2 separate regions of the Homo sapiens genome follow, and region 1 is linked to region 2. A link is a loop called in an ENCODE intact Hi-C map of the cell type or tissue named here. Cell type or tissue: K562. All regions are shown on one strand. Each heading gives the region's core, and the rest is flanking DNA. Links, peaks and the distances in the headings are about the cores only.

Region 1 (5,390 bases), core at 244-5,243, 51 kb before region 2:
ATCACATCAGTTTTTTAGATATACAGTTCAATGATCCTCTAGTCACGAGATACTAAGGAGCAATATATTCCAAGAGCCTCAAAATTGCCATACCCTTATGTATGTAAGAAATATATTGTAAAAAAATTCCAGACAATGGAGCAGGCCACGGTGGCTCATACCTGTAATCCTAGCCCTTTGGAGACTGAGGCAGGAGGATCGCTTGAGCCCAGGAGTTTGAGACCAGCCTGGGTAACATGGCAAAACCCCATCTCTACAAAAAATACAAAAATTAGCCAGGTGTGGTGGTACGCGCCTGTAGGTCCCAGCTACTTGCGAGGCTAAGGTGTGAGGATGGTGTGAGCCCAAGAGGTGGAGATTGCAGTGAGTTAAGATCACACCACTGTACTCCAGCCCGAGCGACAGATCCAGATCCTGTCTCAAAACAACAACAAAAACCAAAAACGAACCCCAGAAAATGGATCATAAGAAAATAATAGAGAAAAGTTTATACACAAAGATTATATTTATAAAACTGAGAAATCATAAAACCCTACATGTCTAAGAATAAGGGAATGGTTGGGTCTATTAGGCAATTCACATGATGGAACAAACAATGAAAGGAGCTAAAGTGACACTGTGAACTGTAAAAAAAGAAAGCAGATATGTCTATGCAGCAGTTTGCTTTCACAAAAAGACTGGAAAAAAAAAGCAAAAATGTAAAGAAATAGTATGAAGCATTACATAAAGAGGAAGATTAGTAAAACACTAGTAAAAGGCACTGTGGAATTCCATAAAGTATCTAAAAGGTTTACTTGTAGAATATACTTAGAAATTGTTATACAATATAATTTCATAAATTATAAACATTAAAAGGATGCAATCTCTATCTCTGAAAGATTTAAGATAATACGACAAGATAAACTGCTTTGGTTATTGTTTACTTGACCAAAGGAAGGATTTGGGAAAAGATAATCTCATCAAGGTACTTTTTAATCTACCGATCTGTGACACAGACAAAAATAATTAATTTTTATTTTATTTTTTGAGGCAGGGTCTCCCTCTGTCACGCAGGCTGAAGTGCAGTGGCATGATCATGATTCACTGCAGCCTCGACCTCCTGATCAAGTGATCCTCCCATCTCAGCTTCCCGAGTAGCTGGGACCACAGGCATATACCACCATGGCCAGCTAATTTTTAAATTTTCTGTAGAGACAGGGTCCACTTTTTGCCCTCACTGGTCTCAAACTCTTGGGCTCAAGAAGTCACCTTTGGGATCTTCCAAAGATTACAGGTGTGAGCCACTGCACTCAGCCTTAATTTTTATTCATGTTTATTTTTCAAATGCTTTTATCATAGATTACCTGGTTCAGATTAAGGAATGTAAGACTTATGATTAAATATCACTTAGTTTATTATAACTTGTCAATTATCCTATAAAAATGTAAAATTATATGTTTAAATATGTATGTGCTCACAATTAAATTATCAAAGATCCTTCAGGCTAAATATAGTTTGTATAGGCTGGGCATGGTGGCTCACGCCTGTAATCCCAGCACTTTAGGAGGCTGAAGTGGGAGGATCGCTTGAGCTCAGAAGTTTGAGACCAACCTGAGCAACATAGTGAGACCCTGTCTCTACAAAAAATGAAAAAATTAGCTGGGCATAGTGGTTCTTGCCTATGGTCCCAGGTCCTCAGGAGGCTGAGGCAGGATTTTTTGACCCCAGGAGGTCAAGGCTGCAGTGAGCTGTGACTGTATCACTGCACTCCAGCCTGGGTGACAGACCCTGTCTCCAAATAATAATAACAACAATAATAATAATAATACACACACACGTGTGTGTGAGAGAGTTTGTAATACATTAGAAATTATACTTTATGTGGAATCCAGGGTTAGGGTATGTTTTTGAAAATGTATAATAAAGGACAAATCTGTAGGTTTACACAGGAATTTGTCACTTTCCCAGCACATCAATCTAACTAAATTTTGATAATAAATGAAACTAATTTTCTTGAGTGCTAAAACTATCAGAAAATATTTTCAAGAAAATATTCTCACAGCGTATGCCATACTTTTCTGGTTTCATAAATAAGATACACAGAACATGTACCTGAAGAAGGCAAATTCTACTTAGGTTAACCATTGTAAATGTTCACAAGTGTTTGAGCAGTGTTTTTATGCTGTTACATCTCTTCTCTGCTTTTAGTGACTTCATCCAAGCTTAGCAGGGTATATATAGCTGCATTCCCCTTCATTCATTAAACAAACTTAGATTACTACCTCTTTTGATATTTGGTGTTTCCTATTCTTCTTTAAATTTTGGTGATTTTACGAGTCCTTCCTAGGTTGTAAACTTTCTTGTTTAATAACTCGTAGGAATACGAGTTATTCCTAGGGTGTAAACTTTCTCTTTTTTGATCTTTTTTTGATACTCTTCCCTCATCTTGGTCTAACTTGCTTTGAAGTGGGAAACCAGAGGACTAACCATGTTAAAGCCGGGAGACTTTCCTATGAGTTATGTGTGTGTGCTTTAGTATATGGACACTGTAACATCAATCTAGCAGTTCAGAGAATGATTTCATTGCCTTCTTCATTCTTAGTTATCTCCTGGACTGTTAAATTTATCAAATATTTGACAATTTTAAAAAGAGGTTTTTTACTAGCTATTTACAAAATAAAGACAGGTATAATTGAACCACAGAACAGACTCAATGGTAATGTTGTATCTTAACATCAGGCTAAATCTTCACACAAATCTGTTATTAAAGAGATGACAGCTTGAGATGGGATCCAGTTTGAACAGTTAATATATAACCAAAAAGTAAGAAACAAAATCATGTCTTGTTTATGCATGAGAGATGAGCATGAACACCACACAGGAATAAAATACAGCTTTGTAACTCAAAACTCTGTTGCTCAAATACCACCAATTCCTACCACACAAAGCCCCTTTCTCAACCTAACTTTCTCATTAACCTTCTCTAGATTACCCATGCTCCTGTCAAAATCTCCACCTGGCAATACAGGGGATAAGAAACGCAAACACAATTTGCTAAGAATGAATCATCTAATCAAATCTATTATCCTCTCTAAGAGCTTTTATTTTTCCTGAAAGGATCTTAAGCTTTTGAACAGCAGATAGAATTTCTATCTACCCATGACCTAAACACTGGCCTTGTTAATTAAATTTAGAGTCATAAGTCTGCATATTTTTAATTATTTGAAAAAGAAAGAACTGTTCACTTTCAGGTATGCTGAGCTTTTCCCACTTTCCAATAATGAATACTGTAAGTAATTTATTAACAACTTAAACAATCCTTCATATCTACATGAAATGTACAGAATAAGGCTTCTTTGATTTATAGTAATTTGATTATAGTACAAACTAAACTTCAAACTACAGAATTTCAAAAAAGAATGACAGTTTATTACTTTGAGGGATACAGAATAACTAAAATCCCAGCTTCCTAGTATTAAGCCCTAATTAATCAATACAATTTAAAAAAAATAACTGGGGTAAGGGCCGGGCATGGTGGCTTACACCTATAATCCCAGCACTTTGGGAGGTTGAGGTGGGAGGATCACTTGAGGCCAGGAGTTCGAGACCAGCCTGAACAACATAGTGAGATCCCCACCTCTATTTTTAAAAAATAATTTTAAAAATGTAATTAAATCTATAATCTTACATGCATTATTACTTTTCGTAGTAAGAAATTCTTTTTGTTGTTTTTTTGAGACGGAGTTTCGCTCTTGTTGCCCAGGCTGAAGTGCAATGGCACAATCTCGGCTCACCGCAACCTCTGCCTCCCAGGTTCAAGCGATTCTCCTGCCTCAGCCTCCTTAGTAGCTGAGATTACAGGCATGCACCACCACGCCTGGCTAATTTTGTAGTTTTAGCACAGACGGGGTTTCTCCATCTTGGTCAGGCTGGTCTCAAACTCCCGAACTCAGGTGATCCGCCTGCCTCGGCCTCCCAAAGTGCAGGGATTACAGGCGTGAGCCACTGCACCTGGCCTAAGAAATTCTTTATATATAGTCCAACAATAATATTCAGTTCAGCTAAAGTCCTAATAATAAAAAAGTGTATTACTGAACTCCAAGTTAATTAGGTTCTTTCTGTATATTCGTTTTAATATTAATGTTTATAATGTAAAACCAGGAAAAAAGGTTCATTACCTGATCGAAAGCAGGAATTCAGTTTGCAAAACATGGCACTATATTCGTCATTCTATGATTGTGTTTGCCATAAATGGCTATAAGTGTTTGAGAAAGCATCTCAAGAGAAGTAGTTTTAAAGGATATAATTCCAGTGTGGCTTGACTGACCCTCTTCCCCACCACAGTCTCTCATTTTGATAGTGGATTTGTCCATTTCTCTCTATAATTCTATCCACTTGTGCTTTATTAGTCTGAGGCTGTCTTGTAAGGTGTATCATAATTCTTTACCTTCCTGTAAATTGTTCCTTTTCTCAATATGTGACCTTCACAATCCCTAATAATGTTTTTTGACTTAAGGTCTATTCTGTCTAATGTTAATATCGTTATGTCAGCATTCTTCTGATTAGTATTTGCCTGAAATATTTTTTCTCCATTCCTTTACTTTCATCCTTTATCTGTCCTTATATTTTAGGTATGTCACACGAAGCTGAATTCAGCCATTGATTCTATGCAAACTGAAAAATGTCAGTGGCCAGTTTAGTATATTTATATTTATTGTGATCAGTGATGTATATGTTGGAATTATTTTACTACCTTATTATAAACTTTCCCTTATTTGTCATGATTCAATTTTTGCTTCTTTTGTTTCTGTATATTTTTCAGCCTTTTACTCAACTGATAGTTTCCTTTTTTACCCTTTTCCATTAACTTAATTCTAAGTTATATATTCTATTTCTATTCTTTCAGTAGTCATAATTAAATTGTTAATATTATATTCAATTTAGGCCTGGCGCGGTGGCTCACGCCTGTAATCCCAGCACTTTGGGAGGCCGAGGCGGGGGGATCACGAGGTCACAAGATTGAGACCATCCTGGCTAACTCGGTGATACCCCGTCTCTACTAAAAATACAAAAAATTAGCCGGGTGTGGTGGCGGACGCCTGTAGTCCCAGCTACTCGGGAGGCTGAGGCAGGAGAATGGCATGAACCTGGGAGGTGGAGCTTGCAGTGAGCCGAGATCGTGCCACTGCACTCCAGCCTGGGCGACAGAGCAAGACTCCGTCTCAAAAAAAAAAAAAAAAATTATATTCAATTTAAGTGAATATATCTATGGCTTTACAATCCTTCTGAACAATGACATGCATTTTAAAATGCTTTAAAATCCATCACTCTTTCCTCATTTTATACCTTAATGTGGACTTGTATTTTAGTTCCATCTTACTTCTATGTTCCATATTAGTCACTATTATTTC
Region 2 (5,390 bases), core at 180-5,179:
GAACATGTATAATCAGAAAGAACATATTCCTAACTAGGAACATTTTCCTTTAGATATACTTTGCCAAAACATTACTTACTTAGACAATCTGTTACATTGTGTGTAATCCTCAACTCTGCAGATGGTTGCACTTCCTTAATATTGCCTGTCTATAATTCTAAGAAGTACTACAGTACACTTCAGGGACTGTATGTGCTATAAAAATTGAAGGTACTTTATAAACAACTTACTTTGGAGTTCTCCCAAAGGAAGTTATTAAAGTAATTATGGTATTAGAAGTAGCAGGCTATTCCTAAGGTGAAATATTAATGGGATTTTCTGTCTACATATTGTATGTTTCCTGTCATTAGCTTCTTTCACTATACAAGACAGATAGGTCCCATAAGATAAGAACTGAAAACATACGCTGGCAATTAAAAAGTAGGTCATTGCTTCCCTTAATGAGAACAATTTCAATAGAATGATGGAAGACAGCCAGATTACACCTAGTTGAGAAATCAACAGAATGAAAATGAACACCAAAAAATGCAAACTACTCTTTGGAGAAATTTACATAAAAAGAGAGAGAGTAAACAGCAACTAAAGAGGAACTTTCTAGTTTTGTTTTATTTTTTATTACATGGGAGCAACATGAATAGGTTTATAGCTGAGGAAAAGAAATTAAAAGAGAAGGAGAAATCCAACACAGAAAAAGGAGAAATATAAATGATGATGCTAGGAGAGAGAAATAAACAGAGTAGGTCTGGGCACCAGGTAAATGGGTGACCTTGAAGAAGAAGTTAAGTTATCTTCTGAGGCTCAAAGGGAGGAAATAAGGCTCTTATTTGGAAGAAAGGTACAGGAAAAAATTTCTTAATGACATTAATTGTCCTAATGACCCAGGAGATAAAGGAAGACATGTGGAGAATACTGAAGGTTTGTAATGGTTAAGAAAAGAAAAGCAGGCAGGGCGTGGTGGCTCTCGCCTGTAATCCCGGCACTTTGGGAGGCCAGGGCGGGCGGATCACGAGGTCTGGAGATTGAGACCATTCTGGCTAACACAGTGAAACTCAGTCTCTACTAAAAATACAAAAAAAAAAAAAAAAAAAAAAAAATTAGCCAGGCGTGGTGGCGGGCGGCTATAGTCCCAGCTACTCGGGAGGCTGAGGCAGGAGAATGGCGTGAACCCAGGAGGCGGAGCTTGCAGTCAATGGAGATGCACCACTGCACTCCAGCCGGGGGGACACAGTGAGACTCTGTCTCAGGAAAAAAAAAGAAAGAAAAGCAGATAATCACTGACAAGTAAATGGCAGTATCACTAAATAAACGTACACACACACTCCCATATAATATTCTGAAATATACTTTTAATCATTATTTAAATTTGAATCATTAAATATTTTAATCACTATTTAAATCATCATGACCATAAGCAAAAGTTTCTCATTGAAATTTTAATGAGGAACTTTTGCTTATGGTCACAATGATATGATAGGGACCAGATTTACCAACCTATCTGAAACAACAAAAAATACACAATATATGAAAGATGGCTTTCAAGACATTTAACATGCAACATAGGACGGTGATTCCTCAGAGTCAGGAAACAAATGAGATGAACCCTATGAGTGCCCCAGCTCATTACCTTAAAGGACTTTCCAGGCCATGGCACGGAAAGAGGGAAAATACCCTTCCTTCTATCCCCTCCCAGAACAGCCAAACAGAAACAACTAGAGTTCACAAAATAGAATACCGGAGAGAACAGAGGCGCATAGACAGAGAATTCCAGAGATGTGCAAAGGGTTCCCTTTGAGTATTCAGCAAAGCACTGATCAGCATTAAACTTCCAGAGTTTGGGGGAAAACTATGAAAAAGGTTTAGAGGGAACATCCTGTTACATTCACATAAGATTGAGAATAATCCCTATTCTCTAAAGCCAGGCTGGAAAACCTCATAATTCACAGGGTAATAATTTGAGGGTATTAAGAAGAATGTTGCCTCATAACTGGGAAATAAATAGCAGATTATTACTGCTTTGAATTTGCTAATAAATCTTAAAGCAATATTCAAAAGGATCAAACTGTCTTTAAGTATCTGATACTATCAGTATTAGAGATGACAAAATTAATCAGCCCCAAACAAGGTTAAGTTCATGTTTAATATCCAATAAAAATTATTAGACATGCAAATAAGTAGAAAAATATCAGGTCTGATGGAAAGAAAATTCAACCAAACAAAAACCCGGAATTAACATAGATGTTAGAATGAGCGGACAAGGGCATTTCCATCCCGGTCTTATTCTGTGGAGTTCAACTTACTTATTGTTTCTGTGATTTCCTTAGTTTACCTTCTACGATTTTACTAAAAATGTTCTAAAACAATAAATAATAAACAATATCGGAAGATATAATGGTTAAAGGCTTGAAATTTTTAAAGTATGCTAATGGCTTTTTTCTTTCTTTCTTTCTTTCTTTTTTTTGATACAGAGGTTCGCTCTGTTGCCAGGCTGGAGTGCAGTGGGGCCATCTCGGCTCACTGCAACCTCCACCTTCCAGGTTCAAGTGATTCCCCTGCCTCAGCCTCCGGAGCAGCTGGGACTACAGACGCGTGCCACCACACCCAGCTAATTTTTTGTATTTTAGAAGAGACAGGGTTTCACCATGTTGGCCAGGATGGTCTCAATCTCCTGACCTTATGATCTGCCCACCTTGGCCTCCCAAAGTGCTGCGATTACAGGCATGAGCCATAGCACCTGGCCGCCAATGGCTTTTTTCTTTGTAGATTCCTGTCATATTGAGAGACGAAATATTCAAAGTACAAATTAAATGTACTCATTTAAAGAAAGAAAATAAAATGATAGCCACCCCAAGGTTTTAAAAAACTTTTTAGAGTGATAAAGCACATTTTAAATTAATATGTGACAACAGATGCATTGCAACTACAGCCATAAATAATTTTTTGTTTTTGATTTTTTGGCTTAAACAGCAAAAATTTATTTCTCACAGTTCTGGAGGCTACATACAAGTCTAAGATCAAGGTTCTGGTAGGGCTGAGTTTCTCTTCCTGACTTGCTGATGGCCTCCCTCTTGCTAAGTGCTCTCATGACCTTTCCTTGTGCCTGTGTACATAGAGAGTGAGTAAGCTCTCTCGCGTCACTTCTTATAAGGACAGTAATCCTATAAGATCAGGGCCCACCCTTGTGACCTCATTTAAACTTAATTGCTTCCATAAACGCCCTATCTCCAAATACAGTTACACTGGGGGTTAGGGCTTCAGTGTATGAATTGGAAGAGGTGGCACATAAACATTTAGTCCATAACAAAAATGTTTCACATATTTTCAACAACTATTTTTTTCTAACTTTTTTCTTTTTCCCTTCCTCTCTTGGCTCTGAAACTCCAATTACACATATGTTAGATTGCTTGATGTGTCCCATGGGTCCTAAGACTCTAATAATTTTTTAAGTTTGTTTTTAAATCTTGGTCCTTCATTCTGAATTATGTCTATGGCTGTATCTTCTAGTTCACTGATTTTTTTTTTTTTCTTCTCAGGGTTAAATCTGCATTTAATTTCAGATACTATATTTTTCATATGTGGAGGTTCCATTTGATTCTTCTTGATACTGTCCATTTATCTCATTATATGTTATTTTTAAAATATTTGAGCACATTTATAACATTTATAAGAAGTGTTTTAAAATTCCTAGTCTGCTTATACTACTGATACTTCAGCTTCTCTGTTTCTACTGGTTATGGTCTCATTTTCCTGCTTCTTCTCATGTCCACTCATTTTAATTGGATGCTGAATATGTGATACTATATTGTTAAGTGACAGATTTTGTTGTAATCCTTTAAAGAGTTCTGGAATCAGTAAGAATGGCAGACTATATATTGATTCCCATTTTTTTGTGTGTGCAGCTGTCTGGAAATTGCCAGGTAGAAAGCTGCGGTGATTTTAGCGTTCAATTTGTTTTGGTTTATCTGAGATCACAGTTCTATATTGCCTGTTGCCCAATGTCTGAAAACAGGTGTTTCACAAATTTTACTCACTGTTCTAGTTTATAATGGGAGAACATCTAAAGTAGCAGTTACCTTTCCATGTAGGGAAGTAAAAGTCCATTAAATGACCTTTTTTCTTTCTTTTCAAAATTTACGTGATTTAGGATCCAACACAACTAATCTCTAATTTATTATGCTGAGTGACTGAGTGATAAGAAACTGGTTTTCTCCAGTTTCAAAAAACATCACCTGCTGGGTGTGGTAGTGCTCTTGTAGGCCCAGCTACTCAGAAGGCCATGGCAGCAGGGTCACTGGAGGCCAGGAGTTCAAGGCTGTAGCGTGCAATGACTGTGCCTGTGAATAGTCACTGCACTTCAGCCTGGGAAACACAGTGAGACTCCATTTCAAAAAACAAAACAACAACAACAAAAAAAACTGAAAAGTATAATTCTTTAGAAAAGAGTGAACACTCTGATGTTGTAGAGTGTGACATGTTGGAAAAGACCCATGCAGGCAAGCTTAGGGCTAGACAAATGAGAGATAAGGAGAATGAGGTGGCAAGACGGCATAGACAAGATAAAAAATTGTGTCAACACTGAAAAATTGGTGACTCTGTGAAGTTTTGTTATATAAATAGTAGAAGACAGATGTTGATTTTACCTACCTTATGCTGGAATAATTACTTATACTATTTTAAATATTTTTAAAGTGTGTAACTAAAGGTTAGACTATGTGAGCGATGGCTTAATAGCAACAACAGGGATTTATATCTGTTTACATAAAACTCTGCAATGACAATTTTCCTTTTAGAATATCTTTTCTATGCAAAATGCCATAGATCATTCAAACATCCATGGAAAACTGGCAATGCTCCTGGTTCCCCTCTTAGTGTGAATGGTAGGAAATATAATCTTGTTTTGTTCGATTGAATTTTTATCTAAACATCAGCAACACTAAGAGATCTCAAGATTCAGTAATCAGCACAAGGAAACCCCAACCAGCCTAAGTCATGATGCATATCAAGGGTGTCTTTCTGGTTGTCCAAGTCTAAAACTGGTTGCAATTGCAGGTTAGGTTGGTCAGTAAAAGAAGATCTATTTCATTGTCTAGTATCTTAAAGGATAAGTACGGAAAGAGAGATCAGAGGGAGGTATAATTAAAGGTATAAATATAGGTCCCCTCTGTCACACTGTAAAATGAGACCCTCTCCATAATTACAGGACTCTCTGAGAGAAAGGAGATGATAATGCTTAAGAAAAACTTCACACTGATGTTTTTGGAAGCTCAGTGAACAGAAAACCATGATTGGTTAAGTACAGACATCCTTTCCTTCCCAGTAAACTGAGTCCAAACAAAGTTAAAACAGGACTTCTTCTACACCCCCACCTCCCAGTAATGATTACCATCAGAAGG

The links. A loop is a pair of places that touch in the nucleus more often than their neighbours do. Peaks named below come from ENCODE experiments on the same cell type or tissue, not always from the same donor. Only the 100,000 strongest peaks of a DNase experiment are listed, where the experiment ranks them.
Region 1: it touches region 2 in a loop (6-fold over the local background); 1 of 110 quality-filtered maps calls a loop at or near these places.

Annotation. Positions count from the first base shown.
Region 1 is chr7:107,264,272-107,269,661 of GRCh38, forward strand. The region is part of intron 14 of COG5 (component of oligomeric golgi complex 5); the gene reads right to left. Among named protein-coding and RNA genes, the nearest start is that of HBP1, 98 kb to the left of the region's middle. In K562, for the core only: no CTCF peak of the experiment used is centred there; no DNase peak of the experiment used is centred there.
Region 2 is chr7:107,315,589-107,320,978 of GRCh38, forward strand. The region is part of intron 11 of COG5 (component of oligomeric golgi complex 5); the gene reads right to left. Among named protein-coding and RNA genes, the nearest start is that of HBP1, 150 kb to the left of the region's middle. In K562, for the core only: no CTCF peak of the experiment used is centred there; DNase peaks (open chromatin) are centred at 3,123 and 4,533.